Regions from separate parts of the Homo sapiens genome. Here all the other regions are linked to region 1. The links are chromatin contacts, found by Hi-C or POLR2A ChIA-PET in ENCODE. All regions are on one chromosome and are shown on one strand. The core of a region is the stretch at or near the end of the contact, and the rest is flanking DNA. Distances in the headings are between cores, read along the strand shown. Region 1 holds the start of LARGE1-AS1 (LARGE1 antisense RNA 1). Region 2 overlaps LARGE1 (LARGE xylosyl- and glucuronyltransferase 1). Region 3 overlaps LARGE1 (LARGE xylosyl- and glucuronyltransferase 1). Region 4 overlaps LARGE1 (LARGE xylosyl- and glucuronyltransferase 1).

What was found. A loop is a pair of places that touch in the nucleus more often than their neighbours do. ChIA-PET counts read pairs that join two places held with the same protein, here RNA polymerase II (POLR2A). Pooled maps may share reads with other maps.
Region 2: a loop to region 1 is called in a map of heart right ventricle, with 4 times the contacts of the local background. The contact joins the enhancer-like site here to the promoter of LARGE1-AS1 in region 1. A Hi-C loop is called at or near these places in 17 of 168 maps with a recorded cell type or tissue (Right ventricle myocardium inferior, Right ventricle myocardium superior, aorta and 8 more), 2 of 37 single-sample maps with no recorded cell type and 27 of 50 pooled maps. POLR2A ChIA-PET finds 5 or more read pairs at or near these places in 1 of 52 experiments (Panc1).
Region 3: a map of vagina shows a loop between it and region 1 (2.8-fold over the local background). The contact joins the enhancer-like site here to the promoter of LARGE1-AS1 in region 1. A Hi-C loop is called at or near these places in 1 of 168 maps with a recorded cell type or tissue (vagina) and 3 of 50 pooled maps. POLR2A ChIA-PET finds 5 or more read pairs at or near these places in 2 of 52 experiments (AG04449 and GM10248).
Region 4: a pooled map of heart left ventricle shows a loop between it and region 1 (6-fold over the local background). The contact joins the enhancer-like site here to the promoter of LARGE1-AS1 in region 1. A Hi-C loop is called at or near these places in 3 of 168 maps with a recorded cell type or tissue (heart left ventricle and heart right ventricle) and 4 of 50 pooled maps. POLR2A ChIA-PET finds 5 or more read pairs at or near these places in 2 of 52 experiments (AG04450 and OCI-LY7).

Annotation. Positions count from the first base shown.
Region 1 is chr22:33,919,702-33,922,670 of GRCh38, reverse strand. LARGE1-AS1 (LARGE1 antisense RNA 1) reads right to left here and starts at 1,446. Exons shown (of 2, transcript XR_001755630.2): 1 at 1,148-1,446; 2 at 1-264. It overlaps LARGE1 (LARGE xylosyl- and glucuronyltransferase 1), which reads left to right and starts at 2,195. Exons shown (of 15, transcript NM_133642.5): 1 at 2,195-2,676. RefSeq lists silencers at 1,328-1,827, 2,148-2,297, 2,568-2,667.
Region 2 is chr22:33,657,659-33,660,995 of GRCh38, reverse strand. All of the region lies in intron 2 of LARGE1 (LARGE xylosyl- and glucuronyltransferase 1), which reads left to right. Among named protein-coding and RNA genes, the nearest start is that of SNORA50B, 46 kb to the left of the region's middle. Within about 2 kb of position 1,360, at least 10 of the 41 ENCODE cell types and tissues checked have a DNase peak (open chromatin) inside an H3K27ac peak, as active enhancers do; they include heart right ventricle, ovary and prostate gland, where a contact is called at or near this core.
Region 3 is chr22:33,538,513-33,541,766 of GRCh38, reverse strand. The region is part of intron 6 of LARGE1 (LARGE xylosyl- and glucuronyltransferase 1); the gene reads left to right. Among named protein-coding and RNA genes, the nearest start is that of MIR4764, 100 kb to the right of the region's middle. Within about 2 kb of position 1,471, at least 17 of the 41 ENCODE cell types and tissues checked have a DNase peak (open chromatin) inside an H3K27ac peak, as active enhancers do.
Region 4 is chr22:33,604,086-33,607,263 of GRCh38, reverse strand. It overlaps LARGE1 (LARGE xylosyl- and glucuronyltransferase 1), which reads left to right. Exons shown (of 15, transcript NM_133642.5): 5 at 2,706-2,829. Among named protein-coding and RNA genes, the nearest start is that of SNORA50B, 99 kb to the left of the region's middle. Within about 2 kb of position 1,408, at least 3 of the 41 ENCODE cell types and tissues checked have a DNase peak (open chromatin) inside an H3K27ac peak, as active enhancers do; they include heart right ventricle, where a contact is called at or near this core.

The sequences.
Region 1 (2,969 bases), core at 197-2,696:
AGAATCTGCTATGCCTGCCAACGTGCACGGTGAGGCTCATCGCCGCAGAGGTAAGACAGCAGGACCCCAGCTTCGCAGTTAACTTATCCCGAAGCTCCAAAGCAAACGTCTTTTACTTCTTCGCCGGGGACGCTGCTGTACCACCGCTGCCTCCCTTTCGCATTCTGCTGGGCTCGGTCAGCCGCTGAGATTAGGTAAACAGCGCTCCGGAGCCGGGGCAAAGCGGGCGCTGCTGCTGCTGGTGGGGGTCGTTGTTTCACGAGGCTGGAGGGAAGGGGGATGGGAGAAGGGTCCCAGCTCGGTAAAGCCAAAGGCCGAGAGTGTGGTTACCGAGGCGGGAGCCAGGTCCGGAGCCAAGCAGGGGCCAAGCCTCCGAAGCCCTTGCCGCCCCACCCCCCCAGCCCGACCTCGAGGAGTGGGGTCAGCTGGGCAACCCAAGCTCGGCGGCCCTTTCCCGCGCGCCCCCTCCCCAGCCCATCCTTCCCCTGCCCCTTCCAAGAACTAGGGTGGGCTTCCCGCTGCCTCGCTCGAGTCCTGGAGAGCGGAGAGGCGCGCAGAGGGAAGGCAAAGACCCGGCGGCCCGCCCGGCTGGGGAGAGGTGGAGACCCGGGGGGAAGGGGACCCCAGAAGCCCTGGGACCGAGCTGCGGAAAAACCCGGGAGCTGGATCGCGCGCCCGGAGCTCCGGTCTCCGAGTCCGAGTTGTGCAGCTCTCGGCGTCCTCTTTCTCTCCCTGCCTCTCTGCTTTCGCCTCCTCTGGGTCTTCTCTCGAGGGCATCCTCCTTCCATCCATTCTCACACCCCCGCTCCTGTGCCCCGACCCATTTCACCCACTTCTCCTGTGGCTCGGGAGGACTCTCCGTACCCCCACCCTGGTCCCTAGAACTGGGAGGCTGGAAGTCCATTCAAGGGATGTTGCGCGCCGGGTTCTTATGCCAAGAGGGAAAGAGCGAGAATAAAATCAGCAGGGGAGGGGCGTGTTGTGCGTGCATGGGGTGTGTGTTTGGGGTGGAGGAAAAAGAAATGTAGTTTCCTCAGAGGAAGAGGAAGCCTTGGACAGGATTCTTGGATACCGATCCCAGAAAGATGCCGTCAGAGCCCTTCGGCGGGGCTCCTCACAGACTCCGGCTGCCCCACAGCATGCCCACCTCCGAGAGAAGCTGCGACCCGAGGCGGGGAAACTTCCTACTTCTCACGACGGCTGTTTTGTGCAATTTGGGGAGCAGGCTGCATGGTCCTGCAAGCCTGCGAGCCTCTCTACCACGGCAGCTGCGGGCCCGTCCCGCTTCCCTTCCCCCTTTTTCCGCGAGGCACGCCAAGCCCGAGGCGGCCGGGAGCCGCCGGGGTTGGGGGAAGAAGGGCGGGGAGCTCCCAGCTTGCACCCTTTCATCCCGACCCGGCCCGGGATCCCGGCTCCGGGTGTTGCTTCCGCCTGCCTGCCAGCCAGCGAGCTGAAGAAGCACCGGGGCGGAGTCTCGCCGGGGGGCGGAGCCTGTGCGGGGGCGAACTCTCGGTCCGCGCGGCTGCGGCGCTTGCCATTGGCCGGCCGCTCGGTCACGGGGTCGGGGGCGGGCGCCGACGCGGGCGCCGGCCCCGCCCCCGCTCGGAACCCAGCCCCGGCTCGCGGTCCCCCCCGGCTGCACAGACATGACACAGACACACAGTCACTGCAGCTGCTGAGCGAGTCCGGCGCTCTGGGCACGCGGAGGCGGCGGGGCCAGCCCGGAGCCCGGACCCCAGCGCCCGCCCCTGCCGGTTCCCGCGCGGCGGCCCACTCCTGGCCGGGCGCGGGAGGCGGGGATCGCGCGCCGGCTCCGGCCAGCGGCGCCCGGCTGCCCGCGGCGGCTGCAGCGGCCGCCCAGCTCCGAGCGCCGGGCGCTCCGGGAAGCCGGCGCATCTCGGAGGCGGCGGCGGCGGCCAAGGCCGGCGAGCGCTCCCGGCGGCGGGGGCCGCCCGCCTCGGCTCCCCGCACCCACCGCGCCGCGATCCACTCGCCGCGCCTCCGCTCCCGTGACCTTCCCGGGGCGCCTCCCCTAGCCCCGCGCCCCCGGCCCCGCGCCCCAGGCCGGGGCGAGGCCTTTTCCGGCGCTTCTTTCCCGCGGAGCCGCGGGCGGGCGGCGCAGGCCCTGGGGGAGAGCGCGCCGCGGCCGGTTGCAGCCCCCCCCGCGCCGCCGCGTTCGGCGCCCGGCCCGGCCAGTCTGCTCCTGCCCCGCCGCCGCGCCGGAGCCCGGGCGCCCGAAGCTGGGGGCGCGGCCGCGCTCGTCTCGCCGGGCTGTTCGCGGGCAGGCCCTGCCCTGAAGGGACGAATCGGCTTGGAGCGCGGGAGGTGGAGTCGGCCCCGGCGGTCGCTCCCTGGACCCAACCCGAGGCTGACCCAGGCCCCTGCCCATGCGGGGCGCCCCTGGCTCGGAAGAGTCCCCCGGGCCGGGAGCAGCTCCAGGCAGCGGCCCCGGAGGAAGAGGAAGAAGGGACAGTGCTCAGCTTGGGGGACCCGGACCCTCGCCGCGGCATTTGGAGCCGGGGGCAGTCCCGAACTCTGTGCTTGGCACCGCCGCTCCGAGTAGGGCAGCGCCTGCCGGGACCCTGACCCGGACCCCCTGCGCCTCGTAGGCGGCGGCGCCGCCGCGCCACCCTGTTCTTCCGTGTCTCCCTCTGCCTGGCGGCAGTCACGGCCAAGGTAAGAGCCCCGGAGCGCGAGAGTCGCCGCGGGGGCGCCGTGGTGTGTAGCGCCGGACAAGTTCTCCGAACCTGTGGCTGGTACCCCCTGTACTCGGGATGCCGGCGGGGAGGCCGGGCACACCCTCTGCTGCCCCGGCCGGGAGCCCTGGAGAGGCTGGAGGTGGAAGCCCCCAGTCTCCGAAGTCCCCAGGACCCCCTCAGGGCCTGCTCGGCTTCTGGGCACACAGGCTGCTGGCAGGGAGCGAGCCAGGAGGAGTTTCTGGTTAACACCACGAGGGCATGTGACCGATA
Region 2 (3,337 bases), core at 111-2,610, 260 kb after region 1:
TTTTTACTGTAAAATATGATTCTTAGCACGTGTGATTCGCCTCACTCTTGGAACATTTTAGTGGGATTTTATAAGGGCTATGAATATTTCATATCAAATAACACATTTATTGCAAAGGTTTTAAAAAATTAAATCAGTGGAAAAAACACTTATGAAATCTTTCATCTTGAGTGCTGCTAAAGAGAAAATTAAGAAATTCTATAGTATTTCTGCATTTGATTTTATAGTAAATAGCCACATTGAGGACACTCAGTTGATGCTTTGCAAAGGATAAAATCGTTATGGTTGTTTAGCTTTTAGTTTTGATGAATCTACCAACAAAGGGGATTGTGTCCAACTATTGCATATGTATGAAATAGGACTCAAGAAACTGGGGAAGGAGAAAGGATGCTTTCTCAGACTCAACCATTGGAGACCGTCACTAACGCTGGTGATGCCTTCAAGGCTGTGTAAAAGTGATTGAAGTTTAGGGGCTAACTGGGGGCAGAGGCTCTTCAAAGATGACTGGAATGTGAATTTATTGTGCTCTCACACACAGATCAATTGTCAGGATTTGCGGTGAATATCTATTCACCTTTTCTAGTATACACTGTTATCATTACCCTCCAATGACGGTTTTCTAAACCACCTGGTGATCTAAGAGAAGACCTTCACTCTGCTGTCAAGTCCTTCCATTTTTCTAGGAAACAGAGCACTAAATACATTATCTTTTTTGGCCTTGGTTGGTGACGATTTGAATGCTACTAACAAAGCCCTTTTGTCCATACTCAGACTCCTTGAGTATATGACGGGCCAGTTATAGAAGCAGGAAGACATGGTTGCCCCACCATGGTAACAGCAGTTCAAAGACCAACTGCCTCCAACTTTCAAAACTTAGCATATTTGGCAAAAAAAAAAAAAAAAAACACACACACACACACACACAACAAAACATTTGAAGCTTTGAAATCATTGAACCTGAAGTTTCAAAAGACAAAAACTGGTATCATTGCTCGTTAGAACACACTTCAAGCATTTGTAGTCTAAACCCAGGTATAGGTACAGCAAATTGGTGCTAAAAATGTCTTCATTTTCTTGACTTAATGAAGCTCTTTAAGCTAACGTTCTTGGAAATGATTTTATGGAAGACAAAAGTCAGATCTCATTCAGCCTATTATGGTGCAGTGAATCCAGGCCTCTTTCCCTGGCACTGTAGTTGCAAATTCTTTTTAGAAGCTAGTGAGGAACTCTCCTTTTTTTTTTTTTTTTTTTAACTGTTCTTCCATCTTTGTCAGAAGATCTGTCTCCAGGGCCTTTGCTGGAACTCAAGTGTGCTTTGGTTGCCAAAGATAACTTCCAGAAAATCACTTAGGGGAATTTTGGGGCAAAACATTCCCTGTGTACCTCATAAAAAGCGAGCAGCCTTTGTGTGTCATCATTGCCATTTTCCTTCCCACAGCAAATCTGATTCCATGCTTTTGAAACTTAAGAAAATGGCTCAGCCTGGACCTGTGTCTTGCTGTGACTTATAAACTGCCTAGAAAAGAAAAGCTGATGACACGTTGGCAGACTCAGCTCTCCTGTGGACATCTCATGATCAAAATTAACTTTTAAGATCAAACTGAGTTTTCTAAATTTTTCTAAAATGACTTTGGCTGCAATATTTAATTTACTTTGAAATATCAAATGATATTAGATATTTGGCATTGAATGAGGGTGTGAAATCTTTATGTTAATTAAAAGGAGGGCATTTTCTAACAAAAATTACAAATTGCTAAATGAATATAGTCTCATATGGAGAATGAAAAATTGAAACATATATTGGAATAAGGTGACCTGTGATTGGTCAAGAGAAAGGAACCAGAAACCGGAGAAGCTGGATAGTCAGGCAGCTGGGCTAGAAGGGAACTGCTTTTGAAGGAGACTGTCTTCCAGGAAGCAGGGCGATGCCGAGGAGCAAAGCAGGCCCTATGCTTGGAGGAGCTACAATACCAGGAAATCATGTGGGTCTGGGTCACATGATGGAAGCTGCTGAGAGAATACAGTAGAGGCTTGTGTAAGGGAAATGGAGTGCAGGGTCAGAGCAATACTATAATTAAGTGTGGCAATGCTAAGACTTCCTTTGAATCTAGAGAGTCTGGGGAAATGCCTCAGCCAGCATTTCTCAACCTTCATTACACATGAGAATCCCATGGGAGTGGCTGTTTTTAAAAATGCTGAAAACCCAAAGGAATATAAATCATTCTGTTACAAAGATACATGCACACATATGTTTATTGCAGCACTATTCCCAATAGCAAAGACTGGAATCAACCCAGATGCCCATCAGTGATAGATTCAATAAAGAAAATATGGTACATATACACCATGGAATACTATGCAGCCATAAAAAGGAATGAGACAATGTCCTTTGCATGAACATGGATGAAGCTGGAAGCCATTATCCTCAGCAGAGTAACACAGGAAAAGAAAACCAAAAATCGCATGTTCTCACTCATAAGTGGAAGCTGAACAATGAGCACATGGACACAAGTAGGGGAACAACACACACTGGGGCCTGTTGGGGAGTTGGCAGGGGAGGGAGAGCATCAGTAAGAGTAGCTAATGGATGCTGGGCTTAATAGCTAAGTGATGGGTTGATCTGTGCAGCAAACCACTGTGGCACATGTTTACCATGTAACAAACCTGCATGTCCTGCACATGTATCCCGGACCGTAAAATTAAATTAAAATTTTTTTTTAAATGCTGATAACTAGACCCCCACCTCCAGAGATGCTATATGAATTCATCTAGGTTGGGACCTGTGCACATTCATATTGTTTCCTAAGTTTTTTAATGGAAGCCCAGATTGAGGACCACTGGCCTGAGGGACCAGGGAATGAAGCAGAAACAACAACCGCAACCACAAATTAGGCTGGACTTGTTCGGAGGGTGTTGAATAGGAGACATTCCGGTTCGGTGCGGAAAGAGCCATTTATCTGGAGCCAGTGAACCTGGGTTCAAGACTCTCCCTCTGCCATTGTTGCTGGGATGACATGGAACTAGTTAAATCATGTGCCTGTTTCTCTTTTTTTTTTTTCATTAGTCAAATGGAAATAGTGAGAATACCCACTTCATGACAGCGTTGCATAAATTAAAATGAGACGATGCAGACACAGCACCCAAGGACATGTACTCAGGGGGAACTGACCAAGTGTTTGTTGAATTTGATGGATGACCTTGAAGTAGATAGAGTTGTTTTTGTGCATTATCAGACTGCAAACGTGGTGGAAATAGGATTGAAGAATGTTATCCGTGGCACCTGCGAGTGAGCTGACAGGAACAGGGAGAAATCAGAGGCAGGGGGACTAGCCCAGGA
Region 3 (3,254 bases), core at 222-2,721, 380 kb after region 1:
GCCTTTTTTTTTTTTTTTTAATTTTTGGAAAGAAAATGTGTTTTCCTTGTAGAACAGTAAGACGATGACTCCAGACAGGATGAGGGCAGTCAGCACAAAAAGACCCTCTGGGCCTCATTGTAATAGTGAAGGAAAAAACAAGAATTGACTAGACCTTTTCAAGAATGGATTGCTCTGCTGGAGGCATCATTAAGGTTCTCCAGACTGATCCACTTTATACATGTGTGTCATGAATAAAACAATGCATGTCCGTATCAGCACAAAGGTAAAGAATGAAACTCAATTGTGTATATTTCTACTACCTACAGTCAGCTATTGTTAATATTTCAGATGCTTTTCTGTGCATATAGGATGGATTCTTTTATAAAATTGGGATCATAATATAATCCTGTTTGTATACCAGTCTTTTTCGTCTTAACTTTGCATCACAACCATTTTTCTTTGTTATGCTAAAACATAAAAGTCAAAAAGTCGGCTTGCCCTGTGTTCAAGTCCCAGCCCCGGCTCCGTAATCTTGGTGATCCAATTAACCTCTCCCTGCCATATTTTCTTTTTTTTTTTTTTTCTTTTTTTCCCCCACTTTTTTTGAGACAGGGTCTTGCTCTATAGCCCAGGCTGGAGTGCAGTGGCACAATCACGGCTCACTACAGCCTCAATCTCTTGGGCTTGGGTGATTCTCCCCCTGCAACCCGCCCCCCGCCCCCCCCCCCCCGCAACCCACCACCCCAGCCACCATGAGTAGCTGTAACTACAGGTGTGCACCACCACACCTGGCTAATTTTTATATTTTTTTTTAATAGAGATGGGGTTTTGCCACGTTGCCCAAGCTGGTCTTGAACTCCTGTGCTCAAGCAATCCGCCTACCTCCGCCTCTCAAAGTGCTGGGATTACTGGTGTGAGCCGCTGTGCCCGTCTGCCATACTTTATAGGAAAACTGGGCACCTTCTCTTCTCTGAGTGCAGTTGTTGTCAACACTGCCTTTAAGTTATAATCATCTGGGGAGCACGTGAAGAATAATGATGCCCAGGTCTACCCCATATCAGCCAAGTCAGAACCTCTGGTATGGGCAGTGGCCTGCCGTATTTTTGAAAGCTCCCTACATAATGCTGAAGTGTGGCCAGGGTTGAGATTCACTGCCCTAAGGTTGCTATCCCAGGATCTGCTGGCTACTGCAACAAAAGAGACACTGTGTCTTGGTTGTTTTGCCATGGGGGCAGTGGGGCAGGGTACTGTTTGGGAGGAGTGTTTGGAGACGGGATTAAAATCCTGGCACTTGTCCCTCCCAGGGAAAAGGGTCATCCTGTTTATTTTGTGTCAAGAGCTCAAACAGTGATCAAAATCCAATCCAACATCATAAATACCAGAAAAGGTCAGGGCTGGGCTGGTCATAGGATCAAGCACACACAGCCGAGCTGAGGTTGGCACTTAGTCAACTCCAAACTCTTCACTAGCAAACAGCACAGGGGGGGACTTGGCAAGGCCCGGCCTCTTGGCGCCCCAGTCACAGAATGGAGGTTCACATGGCTCTGTTGTTTTTGTCGAAGGAGGAGAAATGCCATTTTCTCAGCAGTCCTTCTCCTTGACTCATTAGTGTAGTTGGCAATGTGGTTACTTTTTAACTTCTCTGCAAATATTCATAGAAAGAGAAGGGGAGTAGAAGGCAGGAGCTGTTAATGTACACCAAGCTCCTATTTTTTGCAGGCCTCCACAGGGTAAAAGGGACTGGCCCCCGTGCACCAGGCCACTGCCAGTGGTGCAGATGAAGGACCTGAGCCCCCACAGGCATCTGAGGTCACATGGTCAGTAGAGCTGGGAATTTTATCCCGGGTCAGAAGAACTTCAAAGCCCATATTTTGTCTTATTACTACACATCTTAAGAGATTAGAGGGCCGGGTGCAGTGGCTCACACCTGTAATCCCAGCGCTTTGGGAGGGCAAGGCAGGTGGATCATTTGAGCCTAGGAATTTGAGACCAGCCTGGGCAACATAGCAAGACCTCTTCTCTACAAAAAAATACAAAAATTAGCCAGGTGGGTGTGGTCCCAGCTACTTGGTAGGCTGAGGTGGGAGGATCACCTGAACCTGGAAAATTTGAGGCTGCAGTGAGCTGTGATCGTGTCACTGCACTCCAGTATAGGTAGTGGAGCGAGACCCTGTCTCAAAAAAAAAAAAAAAAGTTTGGAGGATTTAATTAGATCATTTCTAGATATTCTGATCTTGATTGTGACAATCTAAAGGAAATTGCATTGTAGGCTATTTAAGGAACTTTCCACATAAGTTTGTCAAGCCAGCCTAGCTAATAGAACAGGATATGTTTGAGCAAGTTATTTACCCCATTGGGCCTATGTGGAATCCCACTGGCTCCTTTAATAAAAGAACATCCAGTCCTCAGGGTTGGTGATAAGATGAGTGTGAAGTGCGGATGCCCATGGGCATGGGGAATTTATTTACCAGTTCTTTTATTAAAAGAGCTGGCAGGATTCTGTTACCAGGACTTGCCTTTTTTTTTTTCTTTTAATCAGAAAATTTTGACAAAGAATCTATGAAGTGCAGATGTAGGGCCAACCATACTTTTCACACTTTTTTGATTGTATCCTACAGTCAGAAATACATTTTTCATCACAATCCAAAAGACATATGTGTGTATGTATGTTTATACAGGCATATATACACACATATATGCAGATGAGCAATTAAAACAATATTTTCGTAAAACAATACTTGACCTTACTATGTTCAGTGAATTTTTATATTTCTTTTCTAATCTATTTAATGTATTTTAATTTTTAAAATGCTTGCTCAGATCCACTGAATTATTTTCACAACCTTCAAATGTGTTACAAACCCTAGTTTCAAAAACACTGGACTGGAAGATATCCTAAAATGCCTTTTAACTCTGTATTAAGCATTCTGAAATTCAGCAAACTTGCCAGCAATCAGAGAGGAGATCAGAAGCTCATTTTCTAGAACCCATTTGCTGGAAGGGGCAGTGAGTAATCTCTTGTAGACGGCTTCCTTGTCCTCCAGTGGCCTTCCCCTTCATTGAGTTACTTTGTGTGGCCGTGCCAAGCATGGTGGCTGCCACGTGGTGGGGGGAGCCTTACATCTCATTTTCCTTACTTCCCAGGCAGGTGCCCTGTTTTATTTATCTCTGTATTCCAAGCATCTAGTAAGGCTCAACACTGGGCTCAGTAAATTGATGGGGAAACAAAATAAAAAATGTGGCTCCATTTTCGTTTTTCATTAACCTTCAGG
Region 4 (3,178 bases), core at 159-2,658, 320 kb after region 1:
ACTCAAACTCGTGACCTCAGGTGATCCGCCCACCTCGGCCTCCCAAAGTGCTAGGATTACGGGTATGAGCCACGGCACCTGGCCAACACTGTCTTAATCGGATTCTCATTTCACATCCACCAAGTCTAATGATCTCCTAAATGACATGTCTACATCTGTTCCCCTCATCTCCCATCTATCCATTCAGTTCATTGATTCAACTCCTACTCTCTTCTAGGCACTGTGCTGTAGATCATGGGCCTGTCTATTTGAATGTATCTGATGTGATCCTTGAGCTTGCTGAGCTCACATGGGGGGTGTAGACAAGTAGACAGGCAACCACTACATAAGGATGAGTAGGCCGGTACGTATGGCTGGGATAACAGTTAGGAAGGACCCCTGACCTAGATGTGGGTAGTCAGGAAAGGATCCTAGGAGCAAATGATGGCGGTCCTAAGGCAGACTAAGAGATAACCAAGTGCTGAATGTGGAGGTGCAGGGTGGGCAAGACTGTGAGCTCCATGACAGCAGGGGCAGTGTGGGTATGTCTGACTCACCACTGTGTCCCCAGCATCCAGCTCATCCCCTGACAAATAGGGTGTACTCAGTGAGGATTTATTGAATGAGCAACTGCGGGACAGATGCCTGCAGAGCAAGCTAAATATGATAAGGCCCAGGGTGGAGAGAGAGCACGGGGTAGGGGGCGGGAAACTGAGAGATGGTCTGTATGTCTGGAACATAGGACAGGTGTGGGGAGTGACCATGCCGACGGCCGAGAGCTAAAAGGCCAGTCATCCTGCCCCCCACACCTCCCTGAAGTCTAGTCTGTTAATTTTTATTTTATTTTATTTTATTTCATTTTATTTTATTTATTTATTTTGTGATGGGGTCTCGCTCCATCACCCAGGCTGGAGTGCAGTCGTGCAATCTCGGCTCACTGCAACCTCCACCACCCAGATTCAAGCAATTTTCCTGCCTCAGCCTCCCAAGTAGCTGGGACTACAGGCATGTGCCACCACACCAGGCTAATTTTTTGTGTTTTTAGTAGAGATGGGGTTTCACTGTGTTACCCAGGATGGTCTCGATCTCCTGATCTCATTATCTACCCACCTTGGCCTCCCAAAGTGCTGGGATTACAGGCGTGAGCCGCCGTGCCCTGTCCAAACTGTTTTAATTAAACTTTCATTGCATTCTCATGTCCTTCTCTGCTCCAACCCTGGAGCCCTACTAAGCCCCTCCGCCCCCGGCCCCCACTCCTAATACACCCTGGGCCCAGCCTTTGTCTGTTGCTCTCCTCAGATTGCATCCCCTCTGCCTTCTTCTCTTGTCAAAGTCCTGCATTTCCCTTTAGGGCACAGCTTCCCTCTCCTCTTACACGTCCTTCTGACCCTGTCAGAATTGGCTGCTGCTCTTACTCCCGTGGAACTTTGTGTTCTTTTGTAGTCCTTATCACATTCCGCCCCGTGCTTATATTTAACTGCGCTCGTCTGTCTCTGAGCAGTATGAGCTCTTTGAGGTCAGCGGGCCGGGTCATTCTCATCTTTGTATTTCCCACAGTGCTTTATTTCTAGTAGGTACTCATTCATGGCATTACGCTTTATGTCATTATTTGTAGTAGCACAATAGTATTTATGCTAGTAGTTCTTGACTGACGTATTGCTTTGTATCTAGCCAGTAGGGCGCATCTGCTATTGATTATTATCCCATGTTTATTTTTGATGTGCCGTATTTTGCACTTCTTATTTTATTTAATCAACACAGCAGCCTGATGAGAAGGTCTTTCTCCACATTTTCCAGAATGTAGAAATAGCAGTGCAGAGGGGTAAGTGACATGCTCAAGATTCCCACTCATACATTTCAGACCTGGGTTTGGAACCTGTTTCCATTTAACTCCGGAAGTTTTGCCCTTGCGTAATGCTCCTTGGTATTTCGGGTGCTGCCTCAGTAAAAGCAACATCAGACATCTCAGCTCCTAACTGAAAGTGTTCAGGGCATAATGAAGTTGTTTGCCACCAGAATCTGATTTTATTATCAAAAGTATTAAAGTAACCGCTTGGTTGGCACAGAATCCACTTTGGTCTGAGTTCTGGCCACCAAAGCTTTCAGTAGAGGCTGGAGGCCATTGGCTTAGTATACAACCTGGAAGTGGTCTATTTCAGATGAACAAAAGCTATAGAAATATTAAAAGTGAGGACAGGCTGTTACTGGGTGATGGGAGCTCCCGATGACTCCATCTTAAAGCCTGGTTTTCTTTTGGAGAGGAACAAGCAGAAGACAGAACTTACACTGTGCTATTGGAGAAGTCTCTTGCCAGCCGCCTGCAGCCAGTCTAAAAAACTTACACTACATTGTTGTGTTTCTGCGTTAAGGCTGATAAGTCAGATATAAAGGTTGACCAAATTGTTAACACATGCTCTACTTACGGCTTTCAGAAAAAAATGAATCCTAATAACAGGTATGGCGTTTGGCCTGAATTGGGTGTCAGTAGTGATTGGTGGTTGGTTGTCACTTCTCTGAGTCACAGAGGTTGGGTGAGATGACTTCTCTCCTTTTCAGCTCCTGCAGCCTCACCAGTGAGCACTGTTTTCGTAACATTCCAGATTTACTTTCACAATTGCCGTTAGAAACGTGCCCCACCGTAGGAACTGTGAAGAGTGTGTTTTTGCAGCTGTAATTCAAAGAGCCGTACCTCTCCACCTGACCCTTCCTTCTCACACTCCCCACAGACGGAACCCTCTGCACTTCCACCTTATTGCTGACTCCATTGCGGAGCAGATCCTGGCCACGCTCTTCCAGACCTGGATGGTGCCCGCTGTGCGTGTGGACTTCTACAATGCAGACGAGCTCAAGGTATGGGCAGGAGGGGAGGCACTTCCGTGATCTCCTCTAGCTGGAAGCGTTATTACTTGTGGTTGAGCAGACTGTAGCAATGCCAGAAATCTCAGCTCCTAACTGAAAATGTGTAGGGCGTAAGGAAGTTGTTTGCCAGCAGAATCTGATTTTATTATCGAAGTATTAAAGTAACCCCTTTGAGTGCACAAAATCCACTTTGGTCTGTGAGTTTTGACCACCAAGGCTTTCTGGAGACGCTGGAGAGCATTGGCCTGGTGTATAATCTGAAAGTGGTCTATGGTAGCTGTCATCTAGAGAGTTCCATTACCCAGTGAAGTAAAGGCTGAACTCAGACCCCCATGGGCTG